Linked DNA regions of Homo sapiens: region 1 is linked to region 2. Evidence: read pairs that join two places in POLR2A ChIA-PET (ENCODE). Cell type or tissue: HepG2. All regions are shown on one strand. Each heading gives the region's core, and the rest is flanking DNA. Links, peaks and the distances in the headings are about the cores only.

What was found. ChIA-PET counts read pairs that join two places held together with the same protein. Peaks named below come from ENCODE experiments on the same cell type or tissue, not always from the same donor. Only the 100,000 strongest peaks of a DNase experiment are listed, where the experiment ranks them.
Region 1: POLR2A ChIA-PET joins it to region 2 with 6 read pairs; 3 of 35 experiments call an interaction of 5 or more read pairs at or near these places.

The regions. Positions count from the first base shown.
Region 1 is chr3:49,319,314-49,332,255 of GRCh38, reverse strand. It overlaps USP4 (ubiquitin specific peptidase 4), which reads left to right. Exons shown (of 22, transcript NM_003363.4): 3 at 4,440-4,570; 4 at 6,411-6,537; 5 at 7,217-7,362; 6 at 7,493-7,554. Among named protein-coding and RNA genes, the nearest start is that of USP4, 14 kb to the left of the region's middle. In HepG2, for the core only: a CTCF peak has its summit at 4,589 (motif pointing left); a DNase peak (open chromatin) is centred at 4,585.
Region 2 is chr3:49,234,764-49,242,763 of GRCh38, reverse strand. IHO1 (interactor of HORMAD1 1) reads right to left here. Exons shown (of 8, transcript NM_001135197.2): 3 at 6,042-6,216; 4 at 1,375-1,538. Among named protein-coding and RNA genes, the nearest start is that of MIR4271, 35 kb to the left of the region's middle. In HepG2, for the core only: no CTCF peak of the experiment used is centred there; a DNase peak (open chromatin) is centred at 4,143.

The sequences.
Region 1 (12,942 bases), core at 2,375-10,374, 87 kb before region 2:
GTCTAGGCTGAAGTGCAATGGCACAATCTTGGCTCACTGCAACCTCCACCTCCCAGTTTCAAGTGATTCTCCTGCCTCAGCCTCCCAAGTAGCTGGGATTACAGGTACCTGCCACCACACCCAGCTAATTTTTTTTTGTATTTTTAGTAAAGACGGGATTTCAGCACGTTGGCCAGCCTGGTCTCGAACTCCTGACCTCAGGTGGTCCACCCGCCTTGACCTCCCAAAGTGCTGGAATTACAGGTGTGAGCCACTGTGCCCAGCTTTGTATTTTTTTTTTTTTTTTGTAGAGATGGGATTTTGCCGTGTTGCCCGGGCTGGTCTCCAACTCCTGGGCTCAAGTGATCTGTCTGCCTTGACTTCTCAAAGTGCTGGGATTATAGGCATGAGCCACTCTGTCCGGCCAGATTCAGAGCCTTGAAGGACAGGCTGACTCTCTTCTTAAGGGATACTGCAGATGGTGACTTTAGTTTGAAGCTAGTGCTCATTTATCATTCCAAAAATCCCAAGGCCCTCAAGAATTATGCTAAATCTGCTCTGCCTGTGCCCTACACATGCAACAACAAAGCCTGCATGATAGCATATTTATTTACAGCATGGTATACCGAATATTTTTGTTTTTATTTTATTTTTCTGGGACAGAATCTCGCTGTGTCGCCCAGGCTGGAATGCAGTGGTGCAATCTCGGCTTACTGCAACCTCTGCTTCCCGGGTTCAAGTTATTCTCATGGCTCAGCCTCCCAAGTAGCTGAGATTACAGACATGCACCACCAGTTCTGGCTAATTTTTGTACTTTTAGTAGAGATGGGGTTTTGCTATTTTGGCCAGGCTGGTCTCAAACTCCTGGCCTCAAGTGATCCACCCGCCTTGACCTCCCTAAGTGCTGGGATTACAGGCATGAGCCACCACAACAAGTTTACCGATTTTTTTTTTTTTGAGTCGGAGTTTTGCTCTTTTGCCCAGGCTGGAGTGCAATGGTGCGATCTTGGCTCACCACAACCTCTGCCTCCCAGGTTCAAGCGATTCTCCTGCCTCAGCCTCCTGAGTAGCTGGGATTATAGGCGTGCGCCACCACGCCCAGCTAATTTTGTTTTTTTAGTAGAGACGGGGTTTCTCCTTGTTGGTCAGGCTGGTCTCGAACTCTCGACCTCAGGTAACTGCCCACCACGGCCTCCCCAAGTGCTGGGAGTACAGGTGTGAGCCACCACGCCCGGCCTCCCAATATTTTTTTTTTTTTTGAGACGGAGTCTTGCTCTGTCACCCAGACTGGAGTGCAGTGGCGCGATCTCGGCTCACTGCAAGCTCCGCCTCCCGGGTTCACACGATTCTCCTGCCTCAGCCTCCTGAGTAGCTGGGATCACAGGCGCCTGGTGCCTGCCACCACACCCGGCTACTTTTTTTGTATTTTTAGTAGAGACGGGGTTTCACCATGTTGGCCAGGATGGTCTCAATCTCCTGATCTCGTGATCCACCCATCTCGGCCTCTCAAAGTGCTGGGATTACAGGTGGGAGCCACCGCGCCCGGCCTCCGGCCTCCAGCCTCCAGCCTCCCAATATTTTTAGCTCAGGGTTGAGACCTACTGCTCAGAAAAAGCACTGAGCTAATCTTATCAAAATGTTACTGCTGCCAGGTGCAGTGGCTTACGCCTGTTATCCCAGCACTTTGGGAGGCCAAGGTGGGCGGATCACGAGGTCAGGAGATTGAGACCATCCTGGCTAACATGGTGAAACCCTGTCTCTATTAAAAATACAAAAACAAAATTAACCGGGTGTGGTGGCGGGTGCCTGTAGTCCCAGCTCCTCGGGAGGCTGAGGCGGGAGAATAGCATGAACCCGAGAGGTGGAGCTTGCAGTGAGCCGAGATGGCGCCACTGCACTCCAGCCTGGGGGACACAGCGAGACTGTCTCAAAAAAAAAAAAGTTACTGCTCCATTGCAATGTACCTAGTTACCCAAGAGCTCTGATGGAGATGCATGAGGAGATTAATGTTGTTTCATGCCTACTAAAAACATCCGTTCTGCAGCCTGTGAGTCAAGAAGTAATTTCAACTTTTTTTGTTTGTTTGTTTGTTTGTTTGTTTGTTTTGAGACAGAGTCTCACTCTGTTGCCCAGGCTGGAGTGCAGTGGCTCAGTCTTGGCTCCCTGCAACCTCTCCCTCCCAGGTTCAAGCAATTCTCCTGCCTCCTCCTACCAGGTTCAAGTAATTCTCCTGCCTCAGCCTCCTGAGTAGCTGGGATACAGGTGCCCGTCCCTCCACCTGGCTAATTTTTGTATTTTTAGTAGAGACCAGGTTTCACCATGTTGGCCAGGCTGGTCTCAAACTTCTGACCTCAAGTGATCCTCCCGCCTCAGCCTGCCGAAGTGCTGGGATTACAGGCCTGAGCCAGCGTGCCTGATTTGATTTCAACTTTCAAGTCTTATTATTTAAGAAATACATTTTATAAGACTTTATCTGCCATAGATAGTGATTCTCCTGAAGGATCTGGGCAAATTAAATTGAAAACCTTTTGGAAAGGATTTACCATTCTAGATGCCATTAAGAATATTCATGATTCCACCTGGTGCAGTGGCTTATACCTATAATCCCAGGACTTTGGCAGGCTGAAGTAGGTGGATCCTTTGAACCCAGGAATTGGAGACTAGGGTGGGCAACTTGGCAAAACCCCATCCCTATAAAAAATACGAAAATTAGCTAGGCCTGGTGGCATGCACCTGTAGTTCTAGCTACTTGGGAGACTAAGGCAGGAGGATTGCTTGAGTCTGGGAGGTCGAAGCTGCAGTGAGCTGTAATCATGCCACTGCACTTCAGCCTGGGTGATAGAGTAAGGCCTGCCACTCCCACCTGCCCACACACACACACAAAAATATTCATGATTCATGGGAGGTCAAAATCAACATTAATAGGAGTCTGGAAGAAGTTCATTCCAACACTTACGGATGACTTCAACGGGCTCAAGACATCAGTGGGAGAAGTAACAGCAAAAGTGGAAATAGCAAGAGAACTAGAATTAGAAGTGAAGCCTGAAGATGTGACTGAATTGCTTTATTTTTTATTTTTACTTTTATTTTTATTTTTTTTGAGATGGAGTTTCGCTGTGTCACCCAGGCTGGAGTGCAGTGGCGCAATCTTGGCTCACTGCAACCTCCGCCTCCTGGGTTCAAACAATTCTCCTGCCTCAGCCTCCCAAGTAGCTGGGCTACAGGTGTGCACCACCATGCCCAGCTAATTTTTGTGTTTGTAGTAGAGACGGGGTTTCACTACCCTGGCCAGGCTGGTCTTGAACTCCTGACCTCATGATCTGCCCACCTCGGCCTCCGAAAGTGCTGGGATTACAGGTGTGAGCCACTGCGCCTGGCCTATTTTTAATTTTAATTTTTATTTATTTTTATTTCTTTTGAGACAGAGTCTTGCTCTGTCACCCAGGCTGGAGTACAGTGGGGTATCTCGGCTCACTGCAGTCTCCACCTCCTGGGTTCAAGCAATTCTTATGCCTCAGCCTCCCGAGTAGCTGGGACTACAGGCATGCATCACCATGCCCAGCTAATTTTTGTATTTTTACTAGAAATGGGGTTTCACCATGTTGGCCAGGCTGATCTTGAATTCCTGACCTCAAGTGATCTGCCTGCCTCAGCCTCCCAAAGTGCTGGAATTACAGGCATGAGCCAACATGCCCGGCCTGAATTGCTTTAATCTTATGATAAAACTTGAATGGCTGAGGAGTTGCTTCTTATGGGTGAGCAAAGAAAATGGTTTCTTGAGATGGAATCTATGTCTGGTGAAGATGTTATGAGCATTGTTGAAATGACAACAAAGGAACCCTGCCCTGAAAAAGGTGTGTAAACTAGTCGGAGGGATGGTGGGAAACCATAACCACCTCATGTATGATTTATTTATTTTTGAGATGGAGTCTTGCTCTTTCACCAGGCTGGAGTGCAGTGGCGTGATCTTGGCTTACTGCAACCTCTGCCTCCCGGGTTCAAGCAATTCTCCTGCCTCAGCCTCCCGAGTAGCTGGGACTACAGGTGCCCGCTACCACACCCGGCTAATTTTTATATTTTTAGTAGAGACGGGGTTTCACCATGTTGGCCAGGCTGCTCTCAAACTCCTGACCTCATGATCCAACCGCCTCAGCCTCCGAAAGTGCTGATTACAGGTGTGAGCCACCACACCCAGCCTGGAGTTTTTCTTTTTTATCCTCTTCTCTCCCTCCAATTATAGAAGAAATACAAATTCCTCATAAAATCTTCATGGATAAAGAGAAAACATGGATAAAGACAAAAGTCTGCTCTGTATAATGACCAGTGACAGAATTTTGGAATTTCATTCCTGTTTCTTTCTGTAAATAATTTTCTTATTTCTGAAAAGTACATGGAAATCATGTAAAACCATCATTTCTGGGGTAAAGAGCAGTGACTTATGTGCTCTTTTCCTTTTTTAGATCCTGAGAGTCAGACCTTGAAAGAACACTTAATTGATGAATTGGACTATGTATTGGTCCCTACCGAGGCGTGGAATAAACTACTAAACTGGTACGGCTGTGTAGAAGGCCAGCAACCCATCGTCAGAAAAGTGAGTTATGTGAATTGTCCCACCTGCTGGTCACTGTCTGCAGGTGCTTTCTGTTGGACACTGACTAGTGTTTGCTAGGAAAATGAACATACCTCAGTGGTTGAATAGTGGTGCTTGAGGCCTTGTTTCTGGATCTCTTTTTTTTTTGAGATGGAGTCTTGTGCACTTGTCGCCCAGGCTGGAGTGCAACGGCACGATCTCGGCTCACTGCAGCCTCTGGCTCCCAGGTTCAAGTGATTCTCGTGCCTCAGCCTCCTGAGTAGCTGGGATTACAGGCGCCTTTCACTACGCCTGGCCAATTTTTGTATTTTTAGTAGAGACGGGGTTTCGCCATGTTGGCCAGTCTGGTCTCAAACTCTTGACCTTGTGATCCGCCCGACTCGGCCCCCCAAAGTGGTGGGATTACAGGCGTGAGCCACTACGCCCAGCCTGTTTCTGGTTCTCTTTAGGAAATTGTGGTTGTGAGTGAAGTTGCTCACCCAGAATATTATCATGAGTGGCCTCTAAACATCAGAGCTGCCCAGTGGCTTGGAATGTGCCCAGCAGCGCTGTGAGAGAACTTTCTGGAAAATTCTATGAGAGAAAGTTCACTGGGGGCATATGGACATATAGCTAATGTCCTGCATCTTGTTTATCTTAAAAAACCTTTATGATACTGCTTTTCCCTCTATGCTTAAGAGTCTTTGAGCTAGGCGCAGTGGCTCACATCTGTAATCCCAGCACTTTGGGAGGTTGAGGCGGGTGGATCACGAGGTCAGGAGATCAAGACCACCCTGGCCAACATGGTGAAACCTCGTCTCTGCTAAAAATCCAAAAATTAACTGGGTGTGGTGGCACATACCTGTAGTCCCAGCTACTCGGGAGGCTGAGGCAGGAGAATTGCTTGAACCCAGGAGACGGAGGTTGCAGTAAGCCGAGATCACCCCACTGTACTGCAGCCTGGCAACAGAGTGAGACTCGGTTGCAAAAAAAAAAAAAGAGTCTTTGATCAGGCCGTGCATGGTGGCTCACGCCTGTAATCCCAGCACTTTGGGAGGCTGAGGCAGGCGGATCACGAGGTTAAGAGATCGAGACCATCCTGGCCAACATGGTGAAATCCTGTCTCTACTAAAAATACAAAAATTAGCTGGGCATGATGGTGGGCCCCTGTAGTCCCAGCTACTCGGGAGGCTGAGGCAGGAGAATCTCTTGAACCCAGGAGGTGCAGGTTGTAATGAGCTGAGATCGCACCACTGCACTCCAGGCTGCTGACGGAGGAAGACTCCATCTCAAAAACAAAAAACAGTGAAGAATAGGCTTCTCTCTAATATCATCAAGATGCTCTTGGTCTTAGTGGGTAGAAAAAAAATATATATATATTTTTTTGCGGGGTACAGAGTCTCGCTCTGTCGCCCAGGCTGGAGTGCAGTGGAGCGATCTTGGCTCACTGCAGCCTCCACCTCCTGGGTTCAAGCGATTCCCCTGTCTCAGCCTCCTGAGTAGTTGGGATTACAGGCACATGCCACCATGCCCGGCTAATTTTTGTATTTTTCATAGAAATGGGGTTTCACCATGTTGGTCAGGCTGGTCTCAAATTCCTGACCTCAAGTGATCCACCCACCTCGGCCTCCCAGAGTGTTGAGATTACAAGCGTGAGCCACCACACGCGGCCAGAAAAAATATTTTTAAACTCTTTGTCCAGGTACTGGTAGCTTTAAAAATCTGTTCTTTTGATCCCTTGATCAGTAAAGGAAATGGATTATCATGAGTTTTCTGCTTTTTGCTTCTGATAAGATATGCTACATCCAAGACTGCCCAGCTGCAAAACCGCTATGCCCTCACCCCTGCCTCTTGTTCATAGGTTGTGGAGCATGGCCTGTTTGTCAAGCACTGCAAAGTCGAGGTGTATTTGCTGGAACTGAAGCTCTGTGAGAACAGTGACCCCACCAATGTGCTGAGTTGCCATTTCAGCAAGGCAGACACCATTGGTGAGAGGCTGGGCTGGGGTCCCTGGTATGTGGTGAGAGAGTGTAGGACATTGTGGCTGATGGGAGGGAAGAGGGCATTATTTTATATGCCCTCTTTAGATTTGTTACCCAAATCATCTCGAGCTGTAGTTGCCAGTCCTGACCTGGGGGCCTATTCCTCCAGGAATTCTTATGGAGAGAACACTGGGCCTGCTCCTTGCCCATTTGTCTATGATAATGAAGATAAGGAAATGTAGATCCAAAGAAGTTTAAAAATAACTTATTTAAAAATCTCAGCAAGGTTTACAGTGAGCTACGATCCCACCACTGCACTGCAGCCTGGGCATCAGAGCAAGATCCTGTCTCTTAAAAAAAAAAACAAATCGCAGCCAGAAAATGGTGGAGCTAGCTTTTGAAGCCATATCTGAGTTAACTCCAAAGATAAGCTTTCTCGCTTTCTATGTTGCTTTTGCGCCATAAATGAGAGACACACGTTAGCAAAGAAGCATAGGGATACTTTCCAGGCATATGAGTGCAAGAGGCCACCCATGGGAGATGATTGATTTTAAGAGGTATCAGGGGGTTGATCCAGAGCACCTGTGAGCATCTGACAAGAAAGAGGATGAGCATTAGTTTGCCATGGCTGTCTTTAGCCTTGCATGTGGACAAAGCCCCAAGTGATATTTCTGCCTGTTCCTAGCAACCATCGAGAAAGAGATGCGGAAGCTATTCAACATCCCTGCGGAGCGTGAAACACGGCTCTGGAACAAATACATGAGCAACACCTACGAGCAGTTGAGCAAGCTAGACAACACTGTCCAGGATGCTGGGCTATACCAGGGTCAGGTAGGAGGGCCCTGGCCATTCCCCAGCAGGTAGCTCTGCCCAGGGTGTGTGGCCAGATACTTTTTGCTTCTAAGCATGTTGGAAGTGCGGTGGTTTGAACTCTCCTCATTTGGTTTCCCCTTTCACTCAGGTGCTAGTAATTGAGCCTCAAAATGAAGATGGCACATGGCCCAGGCAGACCTTGCAGTCAAAGTAAGTGAATTTTTTCTCCCTTGTTGTAGGCTCACATGTGCAAAAGAGACAGTCTTTCCTAAGGCAGTACTTGTACTAAGAAAAATTGTTCTGATTCAGATGAACAATGCCTATTTTGTATATCCAGAGTTCATGCTTCTGGATGAAGACCGTGGCTTTTGGTAGCAGGGCAGCATCTAAGGGAAGCCTGTCAGGATATCTCAGCAAGGTGGCGAGCCTCTGCTCGTGGAGAATGAGAAAAGGAGGAAGGGATATGAGGGATCAAGTCTAAGGTTGCTGCTCTACCAGGAGGTTGCTTTGTTTTTGTCACGCTTTTATTTTCTCCACATGTAGTTAGAGGCCTTGATGGATAAGAGGAAGGCTAAGGCATGGGGTTTTATATGACTTAAAAGTGATAGTTGAGGCCTGAGCATGGTGGCTCATGCCTGTAAGCTCAGCACTTTGAGAGGCCGTGGGAGGTGGCTCACCTGAGGCCAGGAGTTCGAGCCCAGCCTGGTCAACATGGTAAAACCCTGTCTCTACTAAAAATACAAAAATTAGCTAGGCATGGTGGCAGGTACCTGTAATCTCAGCTACTCGGGAGGCTGAGGCTCAAGAGTCGCTTGAATCCAGGAGGTGAAGGCTGCAGTGAGCTGAGATCGCACCATTATACTCCAGCCTAGGTGACAGTGCAAGACTCTGACCCAAAAAAAACAAAAACAAAAAAAAAGTGATAGCTTGATTCTACCTGTTTCTGCCCAGTGGCCTGTTACTCATTGTTGCCCTGGGAGCTTGCTGGGTGAATTGTTCAGCTACAAAACTTGGACTAAGGACACATCTGTTTCAAGAGATGTTCATGTGGTATGTGGAACTGTGCATGTTCTTAGGGAGATAAAGAAGTGATTAATTTTCGTTATGGTATAAGTTTTGGAAATTATATCTGTGTTCCAGTAGTTATGGGAATAATGTTGCGCTCTGTCCTTTTCCCTCTGTCAGGCCTTGGACTGTGACCATTACATAGTAGTGGGCTCCTAGGTCATTTGAGAACCATGAAAACTATGAGTTCTTAAGAGAAGAACTGTTAGAACCCCTGAAGTCCAGTCATGGACTCCAGTTTAAGAAACCCCGGTTGCCAGTTGTTGACAAGATAAATAAAATAGCTGTGGTAGGCATAGCTGTGCTCATCTTCACCCTGAGATATCCATATCCTAATTCCCAGAATCTGTTTCAGAATCTGTCATTATGTCAGGTGACATGGCAAAAGGGACTTTGCAGATGGGATTAAGCACAATGGTGAGTGCCTGTAGTCCCAGCTACCTGACAGGCTGAGGTGGGAGCATTGCTTGAGTCCAGGAGTTTGAGGCTGCAGTGAGCTATGATTCTGCCATTGCCCTCCAGCCTGGGCGACAGCAAGACCCCATCTCTTTTTTTTTTTTTTTTTTTTTTTTTTTAAAAAGGCCAGGAGCAGTGGCTCATGCCTGTAATCCCAGCACTTTGGGAGGCCGAGGTGGGCGGCTCACCTGAGGTTGAGAGTTTGAGACCAGCCTGACCAACATGGAGAAACCCTGTCTCTACTAAAAATGCAAAATTAGCCAGGCGTGGTGGTGCATATCTGTAATTTCAGCTACTTGGGAGGCTGAGGCAGGAGAATCGCTTGAACCCGGGAGGCGGAGGTTGCAGGGAACTGAGATTGCACCATTGCACTCTAGCCTGGGGAACAAGAGCGAAACTCCATCTCAAAAAAAAAAGAATGTCTGTTCACCAGTGAGTGAAGACAAGCCATAAGCCATACAGTGAGAGAAGAGATTTGTAATCCATGTCTGACAAGTTGTGTCCAGAATTTTTTTTTCTTTTTTTTTTTTCCCTGTGACGGAGTCTTACTCTCTTGCCAAGGTTGGAGTGCAATGGTGCGATCTCAGCTCACTGCACCCCCACTCCCGGGTTCAAGTGACTGATGCCTCAGCCTCCCGAGCAGCTGGGACTACAAGCTCCCACCACCATGCCCAGCTAATTTTTGTATTTTTAGTAGAGACAGGGTTTTACCATGTTGGCCAGGCTGGTCTTGAACTCCTGGCCTGTAGTTATCTGCCTGCCTTAGCCTCCCAAAGTGCTGGATTACAGGCATGAGCCACCACAGCTGGTCGTATATCTAGAGTTGCAAAGAAATTCCTACTAGTCAATACAAACAAGTCAGGCAACACTAGTAAAAAAAAGAGGCAAAAATGTAGAATTATATGCACATTCTGCTACTCAACAATCCTGTTGTTAGGCATATAACCAATAGAAATATATCCCATGTTCTCTTAAATACATATTTCAGGATGTTTGTGCTAGCACTGCTTGTCATAGTTACAAACTGGAGCTAACCCAAATGTCCATCAAAAGTAAATGGATAAACTGCAGTAAGTGTAAGCACACAAGGAAATTCTGTCCAGCTTTGCACAACAGTGATGAGTCTAATGAAAAATGATGAATGAGAGAAGGTAGACACAGAGCAGGGCATAATGATTCTGTTGACTTAAAACTTTATAACAGGCAAAATTAACCTTGGGGATTCATGGTCAGAACTGGTTAGTGTTGGGAAGAATTGCGACTGAATCGTGAGAAGGACACCTAGGGGTCTGGGGGTGTCCTGTTTCTTGGTCAGGGTAGTGGTTACATGGATGTATCACTTGGTGCAAATTTCTTGATTTTATACACTCAGGGGTTTTGTTTTTTTGTTTTTTTAATAGACGGAGTCTTGATCTGTAGCCCAGGCTGGAGTCCAGTGGCATGATCTCGGTTCACTGTAACCTCTGCCTCCTGGGTTCAAGCAATTCTGTGCCTCAGCCTCCTGAGTAGCTGGGATTACAGGTGCATGCCACCCATGCACAGCCAATTTTTGTATTTTTAGTAGAGACGGGGTTTCACCATGTTGGCCAGGCTGGTCTCGAACTTCTAGCCTCAAGTGATCCGCCTGCCTCGGCCTCCCAAAATGCTGGGATTACAGGCATAAGCCACGGCGCCCGGCCAAAAAAAATCAATAATAGGCCAGGTGCGGTGGCTGGCCAACATGCTGAAACCCCATCTCTTAAAAAATAGAAGAAAATTAGCCCGGTGCAGTGGCACATGCCTGTAATCGTAGCTACTGGGGAGGCTGAGGCATGAGAATGGTGGTGGGGATTGCAGTGAGCCTAGATCGTGCCACTGCACTCCAGCTTGGGCGATACAGTGAGACTCTGTCTCAGGAGAAAAAAAAAAAAAAGGTACAATAATAATCAAGGTTTAAGAAAGCAACTAGTATCTATAATATTCCAGAGATAAATTCTGGGTAATTCCAACATAGGTGAGGAATTAGTATAGAGCAGAGAGAGATGAGAATGTCCAGAACTACTATTCTTGAGGATGAGAAAGGTGAACAATTGTAAGTTTATGTAATTTATGGGGAAAAATAAAAATAGAGATCCTAATAAGTTAATGGAACAACTAACAGAAACGGAAAATTGAATGTATAACTTTGAAACATACTACGTCAGTTAGGAAAGGCTTGCTGGCAGGTAAGAAAAATCTGCAAATTAGCGTATTAAGCAAGATGGAGGCTTACATCTTTCTGAAAAGAATTTCTGACGTAGGCAGTCAATCCATTGCTGACGTAGCAGCTCCATGGCAATATTAAACCCAGCTGACCTACCCCTTCCTTTTTAGGACATTTCTCAGATATCATACATCAAACCTCCTTTGTATCTCATTGGCTAATCATATGACAATACCTGGCTTTCAGGAAGGCTGGGATGTACTGTATAGCAGGACTGCATCATGTCCAGCTAAAAACTGGGGTTCTCAAACTAAGGAAGGAGGGGAAAATAGCTAGCAGGAGGCGACTAGCAAACTGCCACACCTGCAAAAGGAAAATTAATGGAAGGCAAAAATGAAGGGGGGAAAAAATAAGAAGTATGGTAATTAGAAAGCATGTTAGAACATGTGGAAAAAGGGGGAAAAAAAAGAAACCTGAAATAAGGAGGCTGAATTAAATTCAGTGAAGTCTAATAACAGCATTAGAATCACTGTAGATGAGTTAAATTTACCAAACTAAAGACAAACTCTCAGATCAGACTTTAAAAGACAAACCACACCAGGGATACAGTGGTATGTGCCTATAGTCCTAGCTACTCAGAAGGCTGAGGGAGGAAGCTTGCTTGAGCCCAGGAGTTCGAAGTTACCGTGAGCCACGATTGCATCATTGCACTCCAGCCTGGACGACAGAGTGAGATGCTGTCTCTTTTTCTTTTTCTTTTTTGTTTGAGATGGAGTTTCACTCTTGTTGCCCAGGTTGGAGTGTAATGGCGCGATCTTGGCTCACTGCAACCTCTGCCTCCCAGGTTCAAGCAATTCTCCTGCCTCAGCCTCTCGAGTAGCTGGGATTACAGGCATGCGCCACCACGCCCGGCTAATTTTGTATTTTTAGTAGAGACAGGGTTTCTCCATGTTGGTCAGGCTGGAGACCCTGTCTCTTGGAAAAAAAGAGTCAGGCATGGTGGCTTATACCTGTAATCCCAACATTTTGGAAAGCTGAGGTGGGAGGATTGCTTGAGGATAGGAGTTTGAGACCAGCCTGGTCAACATAGCAAGACTCCTGTCTCTACAAAATTTTTTTTAAAAATTAGCTGGGCATGGTAGCTTGTGCCTGCAGTTCCAGCTTCTTGGGAGGCTGAGGTGGGAGGATCCCTTGAGCACAGGAGTTTGAGGCTGTAGTGAGCTATAATTGTGCACTGCACTGCAGCCTGGGTGACAGAGCAAGAGCTTGTCTCAAAACACAAGAAAACAAAACAAGGCTGGGCACAGTGGCTCATGGCCTGTAATCCCACTTTGGGAGGCGGAGGTGGGTGGATCACTTGAGGTCAGGAGTTCAAGACCAGCCTGGTGAACATAGCGAGACCCCCCTATCTACTAAAAGTACAGAAAATTAGCCAGGAGTGGTGGCGTGCACCTGTAATCCCAGCTACTTGGGAGGCTGAGGCAGGAGAATTGCTTGAACTCAGGAGGTGGAGGTTGTAGTGAGCTGAGATGGCACCATTGCACTCCAGCCTGCGTGACAGAGCAAGACTCCATCTCAGAAAACAAACAAACAAACAAACAAACAAACATGTTTAGTAATACATTGTGTGTCAAAGACACAGAGAAGTTGAAATTGAGGGAATGGAAATAGTGGCTTATGCCTGTAATCCCAGCACTTTGGGAGGCAGAGGCAGGCACATCACGAGGTCAAGAGATCAAGACCATCCTGGGCCAATATGGTGAAACCCCGTCTCTACTAAAAATACAAAAAAATTAGCTGGGTGTGATGGCATGCTCCTGTAGTCCCAGCTACTCGGGAGGCTGAGGCAGGAGAATCTCTTGAACCCGGGAGGCGGAGGTTGCGGTCAGCCGAGA
Region 2 (8,000 bases), core at 1-8,000:
GTGCAATCTAGGCTCCCTGCAACCTCCGCCTCCTGGGTTCAAGTGATTCTCCTGTCTCAGCCTCCTGAGTAGCTGGGATTACAGGCACCCGCCACCGTGCCTGGCCACATTCTATTCTAGACTCTAAAATAAATAATGTTGTCCAACTTCCTAATCCTGATGATCTGAAAAGAAAAATCAGGGGGCAGATGTTTAGGAAAAATAAGTGTAACATTACTTGAATATTACATTTCTCTTAGAAATCCTCTAGTTTTTATTTTTCAGAGAGAAAAAAATTGTGGTATGTAAATCTACCACAAATCATATTGACAAGAAGGCAATTAAGAATAACTAGGAGGCTGGGTATGGTGGCTCATGCCTGTAATCCCAGCACTTTGAGAGGTCGAGGTGGGACGACTGCTTGAGCCCAGGAGTTCAAGACCAGCCTGGACAACATAGTGAGACACTATCTCTGAAAAAAAAAAATTAGGTGGCCACAGCTGTGTGTGCCTCTGATCGAAGCTACTTGGGAAGCTAAGGTGGGAAGACTGCGGTGGCTCATGCTTGTAATGCCAGCACTTTGGGAGGCCGAAGTGGGCAGATCACCTGAGGTCAGGAGTTCGTGACCAGCCTGGCCAACATGGCGAACCCCGTCTCTACTGAAAATACAAAAATGAGCTGGGCATGCTGGCATGCGCTTGTGATCCCAGCTACTCGGGAGGCTGTGGCAGGAGAATCACTTGAACCCAGGAGGCGGATGTTTCAGTGAGCCGAGATTGTGCCATTGCACTCCAGTCTGGACAACAAGAGTGAAACTCCATCTCAGAAAAAAATAATAATAAAATAAATAATAATAATAATAATGGCCAGGCACAGTGGCTCACGCCTATAATTCCAGCATTTTGGGAGGCTGAGATGGGTGGATCAACTGAGGTCAGGAGTTTGTGACCAGCCTGGCCAACATGGTAAAACCCTGTCTCTACTAAAAATACAAAAATTAGCCAGGCATGGTGGCAGGCGCCTGTAGTCCCAGCTACTCAGGAGGCTGAGGCAGGAGAATCGCTTGAACCTGGGAGGCAGAGGTTGCAGTGAGCCAAGATTGTGCCACTGCACTCCAGCCTGGCGACAGAGCAAGACTCCGTCAAAAAAAAAAAATCAATCTATAATTCTCTCTCTCCCTCTTTCTCTTTCTCCCTCTTTCTCTGTGTGTCTGTTTGTGTGTCTGTGTGTGTGTGTGTGTGTGTGTATGTGTGTGTAAGTCCTATGGTTTGGTTTCTCTGGAGAACTCTAATACATGCTATTATGCTAAAATTGAATTATTTAATTACTGACACTCTATGTCTTGTTTTACTCAGAAAAGGTGAGTTCTTTCATCCATTTGAAAGGTTTACATACCTGTCACATTTGTCTTTTGCCCTTTTCTTTTTCTCCTCAAACTGTTCCAAGAGGCCTTTTGATTTTCCAACTGACAAAGGAGGAGGAAATAAACCTCCATCTTTTATATCTCCTCCGAACAGCTGGGGCTTTGTCTGGTACTTTGTGAAAATGCTAGGTTCACCCTGTTAAATGAAAAAAATATATAGCATTTCACACATAAAAATATTTATAGCATTCACTATTTTCTGTACAATGCAGAGTCACATTTAAGTGCAAACCATATTGCTGTAACGTAACATAGCAAGTAGTATTTCCATTTTATCTTTGTATACACCAGAAAATTATATTTAAAATAAAGCAACTGTTTTTATTAATATAGATTTTTGCCTTACCAGCCCAGAGATATTTTAAATGTCAACCAAAATAGCTTAGAATCAATTGCATAAATTTAAAGGCAAGAACAGAGAACCATTTATGCTATTTCTGACATGATGTGTTAAAGTTTTCATAATCATAATTTTAACTCAAATTGCTGTTGCTCAGCTGCTAGTGAACTGAACTCATATTGGTAAGTTTGATGTGGACTGGACAGTGGGCATGCTGACAAATGGTGAGCCACTTTCTGCATTCTTTGGCAAAATTCTGAAACATTCAGGGAGGTCATTTATTCCTTCATATCACTAGATACCAATTTTTGTACTGAAATACTTATTTCAGAGCATACTTTACTAACTTAAAGCACCGACTGGCTGGGCATGGTGGCTCACCCCTGTACTCCCAACACTTTGTTTGGGAGGCCGAGGTGGGTGGATCACAAGGTCAGGAGTTTGAGACCAACCTGACCAATGTGATGAAACCCCGTCACTACTAGAAATACAAAAATTGGTCGGGTGTGGTGGCTCATGCCTGTAATCCCAGCACTTTGGGAGGCCGAGGCGGGCGGATCACCTGAGGTCAGGAGTTTGAGACCAGCCTGCTCAACTTGGCGAAACCCTGTCTCTACTAAAATACAAAAAATTAGCCGGGCATGCTGGCAGGCGCCTGTAATCCCAACTACTCAGGAGGCTGAGGCAGGAGAATTGCTTTAACACAGAAGGAGGAGGTTGCAGTGAGCCAAGATTGCACCACTGCATTCCAGCCTGGGCGACAAGAGTGAAACTCCGTCTCAAAACAGAAACAAAAACAAAAACAAAAATTAGCTGGGCGTGGTGGCACACACCTGTAATCACAGCTACTCGGGAGGCTGAGGCAGGAGAATCTCTTGAACCTGGGAAGAGGAGGTTGCAGTGAGCCAAGATCGTGCCACTGCACTCTAGCCCGGGTGACAGAGTGCGACTCTGTCTCAAAAGAAAAGAAAAGAAAAGAAAAGAAAAAAAAGCACCAACTTAATCTTATTTGTTAAGTCCCTATTTGATGCATGTAAGTTTATATATAAAACTTGAGCCCAGGCTGGGCACAGTGGCTTACGCCTATAATCCCAGCACTTTGGGAGGCCGAAGTGGGCAGATCACCTGAGGTGGGGAGTTCAAGAACAGCCTGACCAACATGGAGAAACCCCGTCTCTACTAAAAATACAAAATTAGCCAGGCGTGGTGCGCATGCCTGTAATCCCAGCTACTCAGGAGACTGAGGCAGGAGAATTGCTTAAACCTGGAAGGCAGAGGTTGTGGTGAGCCGAGATCGTACCATTGCACTCCAGTCTGGGCAACCAGAGCAAAACTCCGTCTCAAAAAAAAAAAAAAAATCCCTTGAGCCCAGGAGTTCAAGACCAGCCTGGGCAACATGGCTAAACCCCATCCCTACAAAAAATATAAAAATTAGCTGGTGCAGCTGGGCACGGGGGCTCACGCCTGTAATCCCAGAACTTTGGGAGGCTGAGGCAGGTGGGTCATGAGGTCAGGAGATTGAGACCATCCTGGCTGACATGGTGAAATCCTGTCTCTACTAAAAATACAAAAATTAGCTGGGCGTGGTGGTGCACGCCCATAGTCCCATCTACTCAGGAGACTGAGGCAGGAGAATCGCTTGAACCCGGGAGGCAGAGGTTGTAGTGAGCTGAGATCATGCCACTGCACTCCAGTCTGGCAACAGTGAGGCTCCCTCTCAAAAAAAAAAAGAAAAAAATTAGCTTGGTGTGGCCAGGCATGGTAGCTCACACCTGTAATCCCAGCACTTTGGGAGGCCAATGCAGGTGGATCACTTGAGGTCAGGAGTTTGAGACCAGCCTAGCCAACACAGTGAAACCCTGTCTCTACTAAAAATACAAAAATTAGCTGGGCATGGGGGCAGGCGCCTATAATCCCAGCCACTCAGGAGGCTGAGGCATGATAATTGCTTGCACCCAGGAGGCAGAGGTTGCAGTGAGCTGAGATCACACTGAAGCAGGAGATGTAAAGAGAAAAACAAGTTTTCTCTTGCTGGGCTGACTCACTCCAAGACCTAGCAATAGGCAGCAGAGCTCTGGCAGGGCTTTGATAACACTATGTGCAAAACCAGAGCCCTCAAGGAATGTGCTCCAGAGTCCCCTCTCCTCCCATTCCCAGGCGAGGGTGGGAAAGCAGGTTTTTCTCTTTTCCCAACTTCCCCCTCCCCTTTGATAATCCTTCCTTAGTGATACTCAAGGTTACTTCACAGAGTTTTACAATTCCTGTTTCTCTTCTGTGCAACATGACAAGGTCACAAGACGAGCTTGAGTAAGATATGTACCAGATGCAAAGCCTGCTTTAGTTTGATAAGTTCCTGTTTTCCTTCCAATGCAGCTGCGAGGTCACGAGCTATGCTAGGATGATGAAACCTGTCACTGTTTGATTAACTGCCTTTGTTCTGCTTCTGTATGCCCACTTGCCTGCACTATACACTTCATGCCACCAAATTCCCTCCACGCCATTCAAACTGGCCAATCCCCTTTCAGAAATGTGTATAAAAGTCAAGCCCTGTTTCTGTTCAGGTCTCAGCCTTTTGGATGCGAATCCGCTGAGCCGGTGCACACCTTAATAAAATCCTCCTGTTTTATCCATTTGGTCTCTCTGGTCCTCTGATTCCTGCCACAGCACCACTGCACTACAGCCTGGGTGACAGAGGGAAAAACTCTGTCTCAAAAACAAAACAAAACAAAACAAAACAAAACTACATTTAGTTATAGGTGCCTCCAAAATCAAAATGTTTTTGACTCACAAGAAAACACAGATTGATCTCAAAGAATCAGGCTGGGCATGGTGGCTCACACCTGTAATCCCAGCACTTTGGGCAGCTGAGGTGAGCAGATCATCTGAGGTTAGGAGCTCAAGACTAGCCCGCCAACATGGAGAAACACTGTCTCTACTAAAAACGCAAAAATCAGCCGTGTGTGGTGGCACACACCTATAATCCCAGCTACTAGGGAGGCTGAGACAGGAGAATTACTTGAACCTGGAAGGCGAAGTTTGCAGTCAGTGAACTGAGATCATGCCACTGGACCTCGGCCCAGGTGACAGAGCAAGACTCTGTCTCAAAAAAAAAAAAAAAAAAAAAAAAAAAAAAAGGAAAAGACAGGTTAATCTCAAAACATCAAGGATTCAAGAGACTCTGTTCCTCATTCTGGCCTTTACTCACTAACCTAGGCCTCAGAATCCTCATCTCCTTCTTCTTCAAGGACATAATGTAGTATAGTTGACTAAAGTATACAGATTACATGAAGTTTATTATTTAAAAAAGTCTGTCTAAAATAAAATTTGTTATTTTATTTCTATTTTATGAAAACTATTTTTACTTATAAATTCTCACAAACAATAGTATGACTAGCCTTAGGCAAATATATATGTATATATATTTGCCTCTCCCTAGGATTGGTCAAGGAATTGACACTATTTTACGTTGCTTTGTAATAGAAGAAACCGCAAATATAAATGTTGCCATTTCAGACTATTAAGTCAAATGAGTCACTAATCAAGCACAAATCCCTTTAGGAGAGTAATCCTTACAGATGTACAATTCTAAAACATATTCCAACAGAATAAGTAATTTTTTTAAGGCTAGAAACTAAGTATTGGTTGTCGGGTTTTTTTGTTTTGTTTGTTTGTTTTGAGACAGAGTCATGCTCTATCTCCCAGGATAGAGTTCAGTGGTTTGATCTCGGCTCACTGCAACCTCTACCTCCTGAGTTCAAGCGATTCTCTGCCTCAGCCTCCCGAGTAGCTGGGATTACAGGCGCCTGCCACCACACCCGGCTAATTTTTGTATTTTTAGTAGAGGCGGGGTTCCACCATCTTGGCCAGGCTGGTCTTGAACTCCTGACCTTGTGATCCACCTGCCTCGGCCTCCCAAATTGCTGGCATTACAGGCATGAGCCACAACACCTGGCCTTGTTTGTTTTTTTTTTGAGACAGGTTCTCACTCTGTCACCCAGGCTGGAGTACACTGGCAGAATCATGGGTCACTGCAGCCTTGACTTCCTGGGCTCAAGCAATCCTCCTGCCTCAGCCACCACACTCAGCTAATTTTTGTACTTTTTGTAGAGATGGGGTTTTGCCATGTTGCCCAGGCTGGTCTCAAACTCCTGGGCTCAAGGGATCCACTTGCCTCAGCCTCCCCAAGTGCAGGGATTACAGGTGTCAGCCATTGCACCTGGCCAGAATAAGTATTCTTTATAGTTTATCTCCATAATGACTGTGAAATGTGTGCAGATCAATTCTGGAAACCAGACTCACCTCCAGATAGTTCTGTTGTGACTGTTTTGAATGTCTCAAGTGGGCACCAAAGTCCAAGGGTGCTGATAGGGTTTCTGAATTTTCTGGACAGAACTGAGATCCAAAGAGGAACTGGGAATCACTGAGACTGGAATAATCATTTTGATTATTATTCCAGTTGGATGACTTCTTGTTCCTGAAATTTAGCAAAAAAAAGTGTATCAAATAGACAAATATCCTGAACAAATGAAATCATAGTTCACAGCTGTCCATTTCAGAACATTTTGGGCAGAATGATAGCTTGTTCTGACCTTCAAGTCCCCTGTATATTGTCAGTACAATGAAACACAAGGAAATTCTGAATACCACACATTTTTATTACTATCTGGGAACAACCAGATGGAAACTCAAACAGAAAGGATTGACATCATCATTCTTTGTATAACAGCATTCTGGGCTACAACACCATATTGGAAATTACAGTTCATAAAATTGTAGAGATTAAAAGAATGTTATCATTTTATTTTATTGTTTTGAGACAGGATCCTACTCTGTCGCCCAGGCTGGAGTGCAGTGGCATGATCTCGGCTCACTGCAGCCTCAGCCTCCTGGGTAGCTAGGACTACAGGTATGTGCTACCACACCAGGCTAATTTTTGTATTTATAGTTGAGATGGGGTTTCACCATGTTGACCAGGCTGGTCTTGAACTCCTGACCTCAGGTGATTCGCCCATCTCAGCCTCCCAAATTGCTGGGATTACAGGTGTGAGCCACCGTGCAGGGCCAAGAATGTTATCTTTTTTTTTTTTTTTTTGAGACAGAGTCTCACTCTGTTGCCCAGGCTGGCATGCAGTGGTGCAATCTTGGCCCACTGCAACCTCCACCTCCCGGGTTCAAGCCATTCTCCTGCCTCAGCCTCCTGAGTAGCTGGGATTACAGGCATCTGCCACCACATGTGGTCAATTTTTGTATTTTTAATAGAGATGGGGTTTCACCATGTTGGCCAGGCTGGTCTCTCGAACTCCTGACCTCAGGTAATCTGCTCACCTCAGGCTCCCAAAGTGCTGGGATGACAGTCATGAGCCATTGCACCCAGCCAAGAATGTTATCTTTTTAAAAGATCAATCTGTTCATCATTAAAATAGATAAATAAAATAAGGTACATGCATTAGCTGATTCAGCAGCCAGAAGCATTAAGTTAGATTTATATATAATCGGCCGGGTGCGGTGGCTCACGCCTGTAATCCCAGCACTTTGGGAGGCCGAGGAGGGTGGATCATGAGGTCAGGAGATCGAGACCATCCTGGCTAACATGGTGAAACCCCATCTCTACTAAAAAATACAAAAAAATTAGCCAGGCCTGATGGTGGGTGCCTGTAATCCCAGCTACTTGGGAGGCTGAGACAGGAGAATGGCATGAACCCAGGAGGCGGAGCTTGTAGTCAGCCAAATTTGCACCACTGCACTCCAGCCTGGGCAACAGAGTAAGACTCCTCAAAAAAAAAAAAAAAAGATTTATATATAATCACATGGGATTTTGAGACTTCTCAAAAACATAGTTTTGAGTACAAGAAAAGGTAAAAATTGGATGAACTTGGCCAGGCACGGTGGCTCACGCCTGTAATCCTAGCTAGCACTTTGGGAGGCGAGGTGGGCAGATCACAAGGTTAGGAGTTCGAGACCAGCCTGACCAACATGGTGAAACCCTGTCTCTACTAAAAATACAAAAATTAGCTGGGTATGGTGGCAGACACCTGTAATCCCAGCTACTTGGGAGGCTGAGGCAGAAGAATCACTGGAACCCGGGAGGCAGAGGTTGCAGTGAGCCGAGATTGTGCCACTGCACTCCAGCCTGGGTGATACAGTGAGACTCAGTCTCAAAAAAAAAAAAAGAATTAACTCTATTACAGTTCATTTATGTAAATTTTTAAACCTACATTATACACACCAAACAATTATGTAACTGAGTGTATAGAAAGT